2 separate regions of the Homo sapiens genome follow, and region 1 is linked to region 2. A link is a contact called in ENCODE Hi-C data. All regions are on one chromosome and are shown on one strand. The core of a region is the stretch at or near the end of the contact, and the rest is flanking DNA. Distances in the headings are between cores, read along the strand shown. Region 1 overlaps ARHGAP44 (Rho GTPase activating protein 44). Region 2 holds the start of LINC00670 (long intergenic non-protein coding RNA 670).

Region 1 (6,752 bases), core at 602-3,101, 430 kb before region 2:
GAAGAAATAAATCACTCTTTTGGAGAAGGACGTGGAGGGAAAAGTGCATTATCACAAAAAGTCCCAGTGCATCCTAGGACAGCACTGTTCTTTGAAATGGGTGAGTGGGTGTGTGTGTATGTGGTGTGTGTGTTCCAACCCAAGCTGCCTCACCTTCTGCTACTTGGGACAACACTAGGTACACATATGCTCCAGCTCACCGCCATGCTACTGCACTTTACTAAGTGGGTTGGCTCTAGCCCAAGACACAGCTCAACCCTGTGCCTGTCTCCCTGAACAAGGAAAATGCTCAAATGACTTTAGCAGCCACCACAAATAGGCCCCTGACTTTATAATCTTATGTGGTTGAAGTGTCTGGGGAGATGTTCCAAAAACATCCCGTTCCTTCCAGCCAATGAATGGTTTTGGCTAAACGTGGTGTGTGTTTGCGATTTTGTGCTTACAGATTTTTCTGGGGGAAGAGAGCTCCGTCTTTGTTTCTAAATTTAAGCCCAAACTAAATTAAGTCGTTGTGGGTTTGTCCAATTAGCTCCTCAGGGAATTGGCCAGGGAGGGGAGTCTGGTGGAGGAGAATGGAGACATGCATGTTTTCTGAAATTCACCCCTCTCTAAATATCTATCTGGAAGTATATTTTTCTAGCAAGGCTTATTTTAGTAATAGTAAAAAACATCTTGGGTTCTTAGCCCCTGTTCTCCAGATAAGCATTTATACCTGTCAGTTGCTTGGGCTCTATCCAGGAAATACCTGAGTTTTGATGCTGTTTTGTGATCATAACCAGCTTCCAGCCTCTCCTGAGGCCCCACTCCAAATGACTCAGTGTCTTCAACCCCCGATAATAAGAGCAAAAACAGAACCCCAGGCTGGTGGGCTTAGACCGAGAGAGATCCCATAAGAAGCCCCTGTGTGGGACACATGGATTCCAGGGTTGCTTTCCATTGGTGGGCTTCTAAGGAGATCTTATGAGCTACCCCTGGTGCCAGCCCAGTCATCCCAAAGCACGCAGGAATGTGTTCACTGGCAGTAACACTAGCAATCCCTCCCCTAGGCACATTTCACTAAAGTTCATAAAAAAAAGTGAGGGAGCCTGTGGCTTGGTTACCTGTAGACATGCTTTCCCCAGGGGACATGCCATCTAGCATGGGGGCCTCCGTGGACTGTGGACTAGAGGCCGAGAGGTTTACTGTGGGAGGCTGAGGAGGCGGCAGAGTAGGTCTCTGTCGCGGCTTAGGAGTGGGCCGCGATTTGCTCAAAGTGCTTGTAAAGACAGAAGGAGAGGCCAGGGGAGGAGCTGCAGCTGGGGAGAGCTGGCCCGAGGCCAAGGAGTACCCCTGAGGGTAGCTCAGTCCATAGGGTGACGGGGTGCTGGGCGGGGTGGGGGACAGGCTGACTGGGGACGGCTGGCCAGCGGACTGGTCTGCCATAGCCCCCGGCTGGCCAAAGGGGACCTTGGGTGGAATCGGTGCCAGCTTCTTTGAAACTGAAAGAGAAAACACAACACAACAACAAAACACAAAGTTGTTGAATGAAGCCACTTGTGGGGCCTGTTCACACACCCTTCAGCGTTCAAAGCTGTCCCCACCTCCTGCCCCTCGCCACCCACCCACACCTCCCTGCCCTGCCCCCCGGCCTCTTGCCACATTGACAGCAGCCAATACAATTTTTAAAAATTAACCGAGAACTGCAAGTTTTCCTATCTTCCCATCTGTTAACTAATTTTTCCTCCTCTTTTCTGGATTTCTGCCCTGATCTACACACGCACACCCAGCCAAACTAGAGAACAAATTTCCCATCCACAGGAGTGGGCTGCCTTCCCAGTGGTGAGAGGCATCGCTGCTACTCTCTGAGCAAGAGTGAGTCAGTGGGGCAGGGTCCAGCAGAGGATGACTCCAGTTCAATTTGCTGTAATGGACAGAGGAGCCCTGACACAGGGGCAGGTCCTCGGGATAGAAAACTGACTTTTGGCTGAACCTGTCCAGTGGCTTCTGGCTCCCCTAACAGTGATATGTGAGCAAATCCTCCGGCCACAGAACCCCTGTTCCTTCATTACTTTATATGCTGTGCCTCAATCCTGCATCCCTGCTGCTGAGGCTTTCTTCTCATTCTTGTTTCTTCCTAGAATTGTACCCGCTGGTCTAAGCATGTATGGATCGACTGCATTTTTCGTTGTTTTTCTGGGGTTTTTTTGTTGTTTTTTTTTCTTTTGGAGACGGAGCTTTGCTTTTGTCGCCCAGGCTGGAGTGCAATGGCGCGATCGCCGCTCACCACAACCTCCGCCTCCCAGGTTCAAGCAATTCTCCTGCCTCAGCCTCCTGAGTAGCTGGGATTACAGGCGCCCACCACCACGCCTGGCTAATTTTGTGTTTTTAGTAGACACAGGGTTTCTCCATGTTGGTCAGGCTGGTCTTGAACTCCCAACCTCAGGTGATCCGCCCGCCTCGGCCTCCCAAAGTGCTGGGATTACAGGCGTAAGCCACCACGCCCGGCCAATCAACCGCATTTTTCAAAGTACATTATTGCCCTGACCTCCTTTGCCTTACCTTCATTATCCTTTTCCCAATCTCCCTATAGGATGACAAATCCATTATACCTTTAATTGAAAATGAATTGGTAAAGACAATAAATTCAAACGTCCAGGAGATACTTGATGGGCAAATATCTTGAGAGAGTGATCACTAACCTGTTAGGCTTAAGTGAGGACTGGCTGTGTGTGGGTCTGATTCCTTTTTTTTTTTTTTTTTTTTTTAAGATGGAGTCTCGCTCTGTCACCCAGGCTGGAGTGCAGTGGCGCGATCTCGGCTCTCTGCAAACTCCGCCTCCCGGGTTCATGCCATTCTCCTGCCTCAGCCTCCCAAGTAGCTGGGACTACAGGCGCCTGCCACCATGCCCAGCTAATTTTTTGTATTTTTGGTAGAGATGGGGTTTCACTGTGTTAGCCAGGATGGTCTCGATCTCCTGACTTCATGATCCACCTGCCTTGGCCTTCCAAAGTGCTTGGATTACAGGCGTGAGCCACGGTGCCCAGCCATGTGTGTGGGTCTGATTCTAGAAGGAATTATCTTGTAAGTCCTAAGGGAGAGGTCAGAAGCTCTTCCTTCTCCCCACCCCACCCCCACTCCCTCCAAGGAACAAGGTCTGTTAGGAGGACACCTCATGTATTCTCTGGGTGTGTCAGTCTGCAGTGTGGACAGAAGGACATGCCCTTCAGAATCCTACCAACGTGGGCTCAAATTTCTATCCTGCCACTTACCCGCTGTATTCCCTGGGTCAACTTATTCAAACATCTTCTATGCAATTGGAGGAAAAAGATTTTCTCTGCAGCAGTGTAATAATTAAATGAGATCATACATGTCAAGTACCACATAATCATGACATAATAAAACCACTTAACTTTCCAATTTCACTTTTCAACTCTACTTCCTGAGTACAGGGGAAGTGCTTCCAGCAGCTGCTACTGCAGCTCATGGCAGCCACGTGGTCATGGGTGACAGACGCAGGGGTACCCCTGGATGAGAAGCAGGTGGAGACCCTAGGTATCAATGCTTGCACATGCCTTCTCACGAAGGAGCTGGGGGACAGAGGATGCATCACCATGTCTGTGATGACATTTACCACTTCCGGTGGTGACAGGAATAGGATGTGAAATTGTCGGCACGCTGTCAGAAGACTGAGGTGTCAAAAAAAAAAAAATTAAAAAAAAAGACCTGCTAAGTGTGCCATCTGTGGGCATGATGGGGAGTAGAGAAGAAATGTATACCTTTCAAAAGATGGGTCTGAGCTATTGAAGGTCACTTGGGAAAGGGACCTGAGTCACTCTAGGCTACACTGGCTGCCTAGGTCCAATGTGCTGCAAAAACGAAAAGGGTCAACCTGTCACTGGCATTAGGAGGCTGGGTGGCTGCTACAGGAGCCCTGGCTCTCCCACTGGACGAGACAATGACTTAGCCATCACCCCTGTATTGTAGTGCTGTGGGGAAAGTTAAAGGACTCTTTTTTTTTGGAGACAGAGTTTTGCTTTGCTGCCCAAGCTGGAAGGCAGTGGCACGATCTTGGCTCAGTGCAACCTCCACCTCCCAGGTTCAAGCAATTCTTGTGCCTCAGCCTCCTGAGTAGCTGGGATTACAGACGCCCACCACCACGCCCAGCTGATTTTTTTATATTTTAGTAGAGACGGGTTTCACCACGTTGTCCAGTCTGGTCTCAAACTCCTGAGCTCAGGCAATCTGCCCATCTCAGCCTCCCAAAGTGCTAGGATTACAGGCAGGGGCCACTGCGTCCGGCCAGTTAAAGGACTCTAAAACAAAGAGGTGCCTGGCCGGGTACAGTGGCTCACGCCTGTAATCCCAGCACTTTGGGAGGCCGAGGTGGGCAGATCACCTGAGGTCAGGAGTTCGAGACCAGTCTGGCCAACATGGTGAAACCCCATCTCTACTGAAAATACAAAAATTAGCCAGGTGTGGTGGTAGACGCCTTTAATTTCAGCTACTTGGGAGGCTGAGGCAGGAGAATCGCTTGAACCCAGGAGGCGGAGGTTGCAGTGAGCCGAGATTGTGCCATTGCACTCCAGCCTGGGGCACAAGAGCAAGACTTCGTCTCAAAAAAAAAAAAAAGACATAACCAAGAATATGGCATCTAGACCAAGGAGAAACCATTGGTGCTGGAGAAATGCTCTGAGATGCTGAAATCTCACGCCGGCACTTTGGCCCAACTCCTATTCAACCTTCACGATGTCGTTTCCGCTGGGCCACCTGTCCTAACTCCTGAGTCGAGAAAGCATGCTCCCAGGTGTCCTTACAGTACCCTGAGTGTCTCCCAGCACAGTGCCAACACCTTTGCCTTATCATTGCCTTCCTCTCTGGAAAGCACAGAGCTCTGTACATAGCAGGATTTAATAAATTTGTGTAGAATGCAAAAGGAATGAGTAGGGATCGAATAAGATCCACGGGCTTGGTGAGGGCAGACAAAGAGAATGAAACTGCCACTGCAGATCGGAACTAAGGGGGCTGGAAAAGGGCCTGTCATGAAGGCACATGTGGATGAGCTAAATCCGGGCCCTATTCGACAAATCCAGGAGTTAAAAGCCGCTCCTAGAAGTGCGAGTGGTCTGAAATTAGAACACACAGGATGATGTATTATTTTAGACGAGTGAAAGACTCTGCAAAGAGATGACACAGGTAAGAACAAACCAAAAAGGTTCAGATAAGTACGCTCAGTACAGCTCCCCATTTATGAAATGTCACATGGAGCATACCTTTAGCTTTTGGAAGTGATTATCTGAAGAGATAATAACTGGTCAGTGTGGCCATTCTTGGGCCATTCAGAGCTGAGACTCAGGTACTACAGAAGCTATCCTGACTCCCTCCTGTCACCCTGTACGAGTGATCTAGGGGTAGGCAGCTGTGCCAGGCTGCCCTGCGGGGAAGGAGACTCCTGTAGATGACCCTATACAGCTTTTCAAATGACAGAGGTAGGGCCCGGCAGGTCTCTGGAAAACACACATCATTGTGGACAATGAATTTTGCCCTGGTGGCATCATTTGGTGTATGGGAAGCACTGGCCTCTATACGCCCCTAATGAGCCCACCTGTCAAATAAGTAAACTGAGGAATAATAGAGAAAGGATCCCTTTTAACTTCCAAAGCTCTAATGTCCAGATGGGAATTAGTCACTAAACCACACAGTTTCTCAATATCCAAGTTCATAGAGGAAAACGAGCCTTCAGGGAATGTCACAGCCACCTCCGGCCTGAGACCAAGGAGAAGGGAAGCAGGGCCATACCTTTCCGGAGGGTGTGAGGACTCTGGTCTGCAGGCGGCTGGCTGGGGCTGGGGCTGGCGCCCGGCTGAGCTCCAGGTTGAGCCCCTGGTTGAGTCCCTGCACAGGCTGTGCCCTGGCTGGAGCCTGGACTTCCTTTCTGTGCAGAGCCTGGAGAAAGTTCCTTGCTTTTTGTTGTGCTGAAACGAAAGCACATGAGACAAAAGAAAAGCCCTGAACTCAGTGAGCGGCAGCACCAGCCTTGCCGATGGCCACCCTGTGTGTCCTTCTGGGCCCCGTGCAAGTCTGTCCCAGCTCTGGTCTGTCTTGGCCCCTTCCTAAAACCTTCGCAGGTGCCCCTTGGGGTGACTGCCCTTCCTGGAGCTCTGATGGCCTGGGTTCTGCCCCCATCTCTGTGGCACTTGGCACTCACTGCCAATGCCCTTTTCATGCCTCTGCCCTCCTCTCTTCAAGGAGACCGTGAGCAATGTGAGGGCAGGGGCCTGAGCACCTCTACCGTATCCTGCCATCAACCCAGGAATTCTAGAACATTCTCAAACTGGAACACCAAAGTGCTTTTCCTACTGTAGCCAAGAGGACTTCTCAGGGCCACTGTGCCCAACGAGTGCTGATGACACGGACTCCTGCTGCCAAGCTTGTGGCCCAGCTCTCCAGCTGTTTGCCCTGAGCCTCCAGCCACCCCCCAGGCAGGAGGGATTCTAGGACTCATCCTCAAACTCAATACCCATTCCAGCAGAAGCTAGGGTGGACAGAAATCCAGGCCATGCCCTTAAATGTGGGCCAGTTTGAGTCCCAGTCCCAGGCTTCAAGAGAGGTGAAGGTCGATGGCAGTGAGGGCTCTGGCCTCTGACCTCTGGAATTGACAATGAGGCACCCTAGGTCACCAGGTTTCCTAAAGAGGATTCATCGTTACTGCAAGGCTGTTCCTCAGCCTTCTTCTGAGGATGAAGCACGTATTAGAAGACACCTCACTCTACACC
Region 2 (6,610 bases), core at 921-3,420:
ACAGAATTCATATCACTGGCCCTCTGGCTCCCATACCGCTAACTATGCCCATTTAGCTCTGTTCTTATGTGGTCCTACCTCCTCATTGAGGGCCCTAAGGTTCAGAGAGGTGAAGGAATATGTCTAAAGTCTCAGGCTAGTTGGTCATTGATTGGGTCTGGAGTTCAGGTCTCCTGACTTCCCATGCGATGCCCTTTCCACTGTCCCATTCGGGCTCAATTGTCCTGGCAGAATGTGGGTTGAGAAAGACATAGACCAAACTGGCTCTGGGACTGGAGGGTAGGCAGGTGCAGGGGTGGAGGTCCCACATTCTCATTCTCATGCTCATCAGCTGGATGGGCCAGAGAAAAAGGTTTATTTAGCTTGGGACTGGTGGACCATTCTCTCTCCCGCAGTTTCCTCTCATTGTCCTTGCTCACAGAAGTGGTATCTCCCTCAGCAAAACCCCTCAGTGGCCTCACATCTCAGGAGAGGCCCCACGCGTATTCTGTTCTCCAACAACTGCTGGCCATCGTCAACCAGATCTATTTCTCACATTGGCTTAGCCTGCCTTTCTCTAACTTTGCTCCTCATCCCTTTCTTCTGACTCCATTTTGTCCCCTGGGTTACAAGCTTGGATCCATCTTCTGATTCAGACTCTAGATCCTCAAGAATCTGCCTCTCCTTGCTAGCACCTGAGAACTGCCTTGACTGAAGTTGGCTGATTGCTTCTTAACTCACCACTCAGCATCATTATACCCAGATTTTACCCAGAAGGATGCATTTCCAGGAAACTCATCCCAGTTTCATACTTGGGACCAGTAGCTCCCTCTTTCCCTGTGATATGTTTACCTTCTCCTCTGTGGGATGCACTCTATGTGTCAACTGCATCAACACTATTATGGTTGCCGATAGTATTAAGCTAATGGCTTTCAAGGACAGAAGTTTGTACTAGTGGTAAAAAAAACAATAATAGTGTAACTAATTCATTGAACACTTTATACACATATTACCTTGTGAGGTAAGTACTATTATCATCTCCATGTTGCAGGTGGGGAAACTGAGGCACAGAAAGACAACTTGTCCAAGGACACAGAGCCCAGAAACATGGAACCAGACTTGGAACCTTCATATAAAGGTGCAGTCACCTTTGCTGGCTTCCTACTGTATGTCAGGCCTTCCTCTTGGTGCTTCATACAAGTGGTGGGAAATTCTTGGGAGATATTTGCCCATATGTTTTCCTTGGTATTTCCCGTGTTTCTCCCCATTAGGCAGCTAGGCCTTCTGTAAAGCTTCAGGGAAGGGAAAACCAGTGAAACAAAGATAACAGAGGAGTCATATTTTTAGCTTTTGAGTCTCAAATGGCAGGTTCTGGTCATAAACTAAAGATTTGGAAGATTAAATGAAAAGCTGGGAAACTTTTTCTCCAGACCAGACAAGACTTTTCAAATTTGAGAAGGAGATCCAGGGAAGCCAAGAAACCTGACGTGATGGTTGAGTTCCCAGGAAGGAGTCCTAGCGTGTAGCACCTGCCTGCAGCCTGGCTAACCGGCAGGGCAATGGTGGAACATCCAGGCAGGGCTGAAGGTGGAAAGCTACATGGATCTGACATCCATGTAGATGTCATGTAGGTTTTGATGAGAGCATCTTGCTTTGACTGAGATTACATCTCCACGATGAAGCCAAATAGGGATTCAAAATAGAAACTAAGTCGAGTTATAAAAATATAAAAAGAAAGTTGCTTTTCTTACACAGCTGAGTTTTGGGGCACATATGTACCCACACATTCATTATCTCTATTCTGCACAATGACCTGTGGAGTTATTTTTTATCATCCCCATATTATAGCATTTGATTACAGAGTGGAAAAATTACTTGCCCAGGGGACACAGCTAATAAGTAGAAGAAAAAGTACATTAGGAGAAAAGTGGAAAATAAACAATGAAGGAAAAAGAAAAATAAAAGAAGTAGTGAGAAATAGGTAGAGATCGCAAGGCATAACCTCCGAGTCACAATTCTCCCGGAAAGAACATTTCTCTTTATTCTCCAAAAAAGTGAACATTTTATCAGGATATACTTACATTTTATTTGGAGGAATAGTCATTTCCTTGATCCCTTTTCCCGAAGATCTAGCTTGGGACCAGACGTTGTGAAAATGTAGCCAGCCTCCACGAAGGAGTTATTTCAACTGTGTCGTCGCTGCAAAAAAATTACATGTGAATCAGAGTTCTATCATGGAAATTATGCTTTGGGACAAATATGTTATGAATGACGGCTCATAAAATCATGCCAGTATGTATGCTATCACCGCATTCAATTATTTTAACCTGCTGTGAACTTGCTTGTGATAAATCATGGGAAAACTAAAGAGAACTATCTTAAGCCACTGCACTGTTTCACTCGCTCAAGTCATTCACGGCTCTAAAAATACAATTTATATCATTGGATTCCTGAAATTCTTTCAGTGCTTACATTCTGATTTAAGTGGCATTAAAGCTAGGGCGATTAAGCTGAGAAGTCCAAGGCTACCGAGCAATGTCCCCCCGGGGTATTAGCTGTCTATCAGATCGAGAACACTGTTTATCAGACTCCCAGGAAGAAAGCAATTAGAACGTGGCCTGTGGGTTGGAAAAAGGCTTGAGATTCTCAGCCTGAAAAAGGAAGGATCTTTCAATAACAGCAAGTGTGACACTTTTGGTGGGACTCATCTAGAGTAGGGTGATCATAAAATTTAATAACCATCTTAGAACATTTTGGGACTTGATGGGGAGACCATTAACATTGACATCAGGAATAAAGTAGGACTGTTTTTTCAAACACACAACACACAGCTGTTTTTTCAAACACAAACAGAGAAGGATTTAATAAGGGACTAATAAGAAAAATGAAGTTGAATCTCCTTCATGTTTAAGGACCACTTCTTAAATCCCTTCTCCATGGACCATCTGGAGAAAAAAGTGGGTTCTTTACCTGCATTTTCTCCACAGTCCTGACATTATTCTTCATATACCTTGGGGAACACAGAGCTGCTGGTACTGCTCATACAAGCTACTGCACGGTATTTGTGCACAAGCAAAAAGCGGACTGGGTTAGGTTTGAATGCGTCGCTTTTATAAACACAGAGTTAGGAGATGTGAGACATGAAGTTATGGAGTTACAGCGTGATTGTGAGAAAACGCCTCCCTGGGAAAGAACCAAGGCACTGTGAATCAAGTATTGTGGACAGTAACTTCTCCAGGCTCAATTTCCTCCACCAGTAAAATTAGGTAGCTAGACTAGACCCGTGATTTCTAATCCAGGCAGCATATTAGGGTCACCTGGAGAATGTACCAATGTCCTCGCCCACTCCAAGAGATTTTATTTAATTAGGCTGGGATGAGGCTCCCCCAGGGACTCTGACGTGCAGCCTGGGCTGAGAACTGCTGGAAGACTGGAATGTTTCTGAGGTCTCTACCGACTTTTATTGGGCAGCCTCTGTGATGGTCTGAGCTTTTGGGAAAATTAAAAAGGAAGGGGCAAGAGTGATCCATTACCATTGGCATTGGCTGGTTACAGTTGGAATTGTTCAGATGCAATGTTTACTAGGATGCTTTGTGGAGTTTTCTACCCTCTGTCTCATGGCTGGGGACAAACCACCAGTAAATTACATTCCCTCCTAGGAATACAGAGAATATGGCCTGGGTATGGAAAGAAGCCTAGTAAGTCTTGAGCAAGTTTCTATGTAGCTGATGTCCTCAACATGATAATGTAATTAAAAATATATAAAGCTCTTCCTGGGGTGCCAGTTTCATGCCCTGCATTGACCAGGGCCAGATTTCAAAGTGGACGTGAGTCTTTCTAGGTCAAACGTTTATTCCACCATTGAGGCACTTCTCACATAATGCTTTGGGATACTGCCTGTGACACAAGTGACTTGGAAAACAATTATGGATGTAAAAAATGTGATGAGAAAACCCTCCTCATCAACCATACTCCAGGGATTTCTGGATTTGATTACCAGCTTTCCAATGCTTGACGATTTGACTGGTATTTAATGCTTTCTCATTTTTCCTGATAGGGACCACTAAGCACGTTATGTTCTTTCTCCCAGTTGGCAACTCAACAAAGGCCAGCCATAAAAATCTCCACTTGTGTAATAAACTGTTGTACGATCTACTGCTTATGAACAAGGTCCCTGACTGAAAATGTGCAACCTTTCTGCACGTTAAACACAAAACAGATGGAGGTTTGAAAATAACTTTCTTCTTCACGGGAGGGAAAAGTTAAAGGAGGGAGAGTAAAACTCATGGTCAGAGGCCTAACTTCCCAAGCCAGGGGCTGAACTCTCCATCCAGGTTGACAGGGACAGCCGCATTCTTTCAAGGATACTGCCTACCGTCAGGGACCTGGGAAGTAGGAGGACGGTTAGGCTTTAGGAAAATGGTGCGTACAATCATGGATAGTGAGGCCGGCTGAGCTGCTACTTACTAGCTGGATAAATGAGCCAAGTCACTAATTTCTTTGAATCTGTTGTTTAAGCCTCATGTGTAAAATGGTGATAACCTAGAGCTCTAGACCCCAAGCACACTGGGGAATGGAGTAGCTGAAAATGTAAATACTCTCCTCGTTACTATTGTTTTCAATTTTCTTTTGTTTATTTGCTGGTTTTACGTGTGTAAAAAAACCAAATTACATATTCCTGGGACAGAAGAAATGGCGAAGCCAATCATTTGTAAACGATGTAGGAATGCATGCAGGTATGCAGAAATTAATATATGTCTATTTATTTGCTTATAGTTTGTCCTGTTTTCACAGAAGGAAATTGAGGTAGTTAACAAGGATACTCATTTATCATGTACTGGTTAATAGTATATAATTTTATTTGTGGAAATGACAGAGTTTGGTCATTAAAGGAAATTGAAACTTCATCTCAGAATAATAAAAGCACTGCCTTCCATTTGTGGGATGCTCCTGAGAGCAGTAAACATGCTCCCCCTATTGTAAAGTATAGATATTAAAGTCTTTATAAAATGTCCTGACATCTACAGGAGGTTTTCTTCAAAAAAGAGAATCATGTGAAGCGCTGAATGAGATATCTTCTTCACTTTTTTTATTTTTATTTTTATTTTTATTTTGAAACAGAGTCTAGCTCTTGTTGCCCAGGCTGGAGTGCAATGGCACAGTCTCGGCTCACTGCAACCTCCACCTCTCGAGTTCAAGTGATTCTCCTGCCTCAGCCTCCTGAGTAGCTGGGATTACAGGCACACGCCACCACGCCCAGCTAATTGGTGTATTTTTAGTAGAGATGGGGTTTCACCATGTTGGCCAGGTTGGTCTTGAACTCCTGAGCTCAGATGATCTGCTTGCCTCGGCCTTCCAAAGTGCTGGGATTACAGGTGTGAGCCCCCGCACCTGGCCTGAATGAGAAATCTTCTAAAGGAGTAAGATGCCACAAGAATGGGGTGGGAAGACTGGACTTTTAACTGGTTTTGTCAGTCAGGATACAGTGAGAGAAAGAGAAACGATATCGGGAATTTCGAACACGCAGGATTTAATACAAGAATGATTCCTCAGGTGTTGGTAGACTGGAAGCACAAAAGGAATACTGAGGAAGTTTGGTTATTCAGTTTCCTTTAATAACCAAACAGTCATTTCCACAAATAAAATTATATGCTATTAAGCAGTATATGATAAATGACTATCCTTATAAACTACCTCAATTTCCTTCTCTGAAAACAGGGCAAACTTTAAGAAAATAAATAGGCATATATTAATTTGTACATACATGCATGCATCCCTACATCATTTATAAATTATTGGCCCTGTCATTTCTTCTGTCCCAGGAATTAGATATGAAATTTGCTACTACCCCTGAGCTGACGCAACAAAAGAAAAAAGATGCAAGTTGTTGAGGCAATGGTGCTCAGATCTCTGAGGAAGGGGCATAGCCACTGCTGATGGCGGCTCTACAGGACATAGAAGGTTCTGGAAGCTCCAGAAAAGCCCAGTTCCAGGCAGCTGCCTCTCTCTGAGCAACACTAAATTCGAAAAGTAGGAGTCCATTCTCTCTCTAGCACCACCTATTGGCAGAACGTAAGAAGTCAGCAGATGAGGGCGTAGGCTGCAGAAGGATGGGTATGGAGCTGAGAGGCAAGAGGGCATGACTGGTGCACGGGGGCGGGTGTTAGCTGGAGACACTCATGGAGTAGGATGGCGGGCAACATCCATGAAAAATAACTGAGACAGATGCAAAAGGAAAATAAGCTCTATGGCCACATTTTCCCAGAAGCGAGAAAGAAGCAAGTGAGAAACCAATTGAATGCTATTGCAAAACGGACCGCACTGATGCCCAAAGAAAGCTCATTCTCCCCTAACAAACTCTTCCACAATTGTTTAGTGAGTGGGAGAAAATTAGCGAAGATAACAGAGCTACTTAAGTGGTAGTGATTCTTTTCCACAATTCACATATTTACCCAATAGTCCCAGGTGTTTTACTCTGCTCTGCGTAGCTGCCAGCCAGAGCACTGCAGCCAGTGACTGGACTTTATTTGCATTTAACACTTTTTTTTTAAACAAAGTCTATTAATTTATTTAATCCTCCTGCAGGGCTACTCATCCATAAAAATATGATGTATTCAAAAATATGTCTACT

What was found. A loop is a pair of places that touch in the nucleus more often than their neighbours do. Pooled maps may share reads with other maps.
Region 1: a loop to region 2 is called in a map of posterior vena cava, with 5 times the contacts of the local background. The contact joins the enhancer-like site here to the promoter of LINC00670 in region 2. A Hi-C loop is called at or near these places in 5 of 168 maps with a recorded cell type or tissue (left cardiac atrium, lower leg skin, pancreas and 2 more) and 8 of 50 pooled maps.

What each region holds. Positions count from the first base shown.
Region 1 is chr17:12,979,257-12,986,008 of GRCh38, reverse strand. It overlaps ARHGAP44 (Rho GTPase activating protein 44), which reads right to left. Exons shown (of 21, transcript NM_014859.6): 19 at 5,776-5,951; 20 at 1,101-1,478. Among named protein-coding and RNA genes, the nearest start is that of ELAC2, 35 kb to the left of the region's middle. Within about 2 kb of position 1,851, at least 15 of the 41 ENCODE cell types and tissues checked have a DNase peak (open chromatin) inside an H3K27ac peak, as active enhancers do.
Region 2 is chr17:12,545,528-12,552,137 of GRCh38, reverse strand. It overlaps LINC00670 (long intergenic non-protein coding RNA 670), which reads right to left and starts at 2,170. Exons shown (of 4, transcript NR_034145.1): 1 at 2,061-2,170. RefSeq lists a silencer at 5,912-6,206.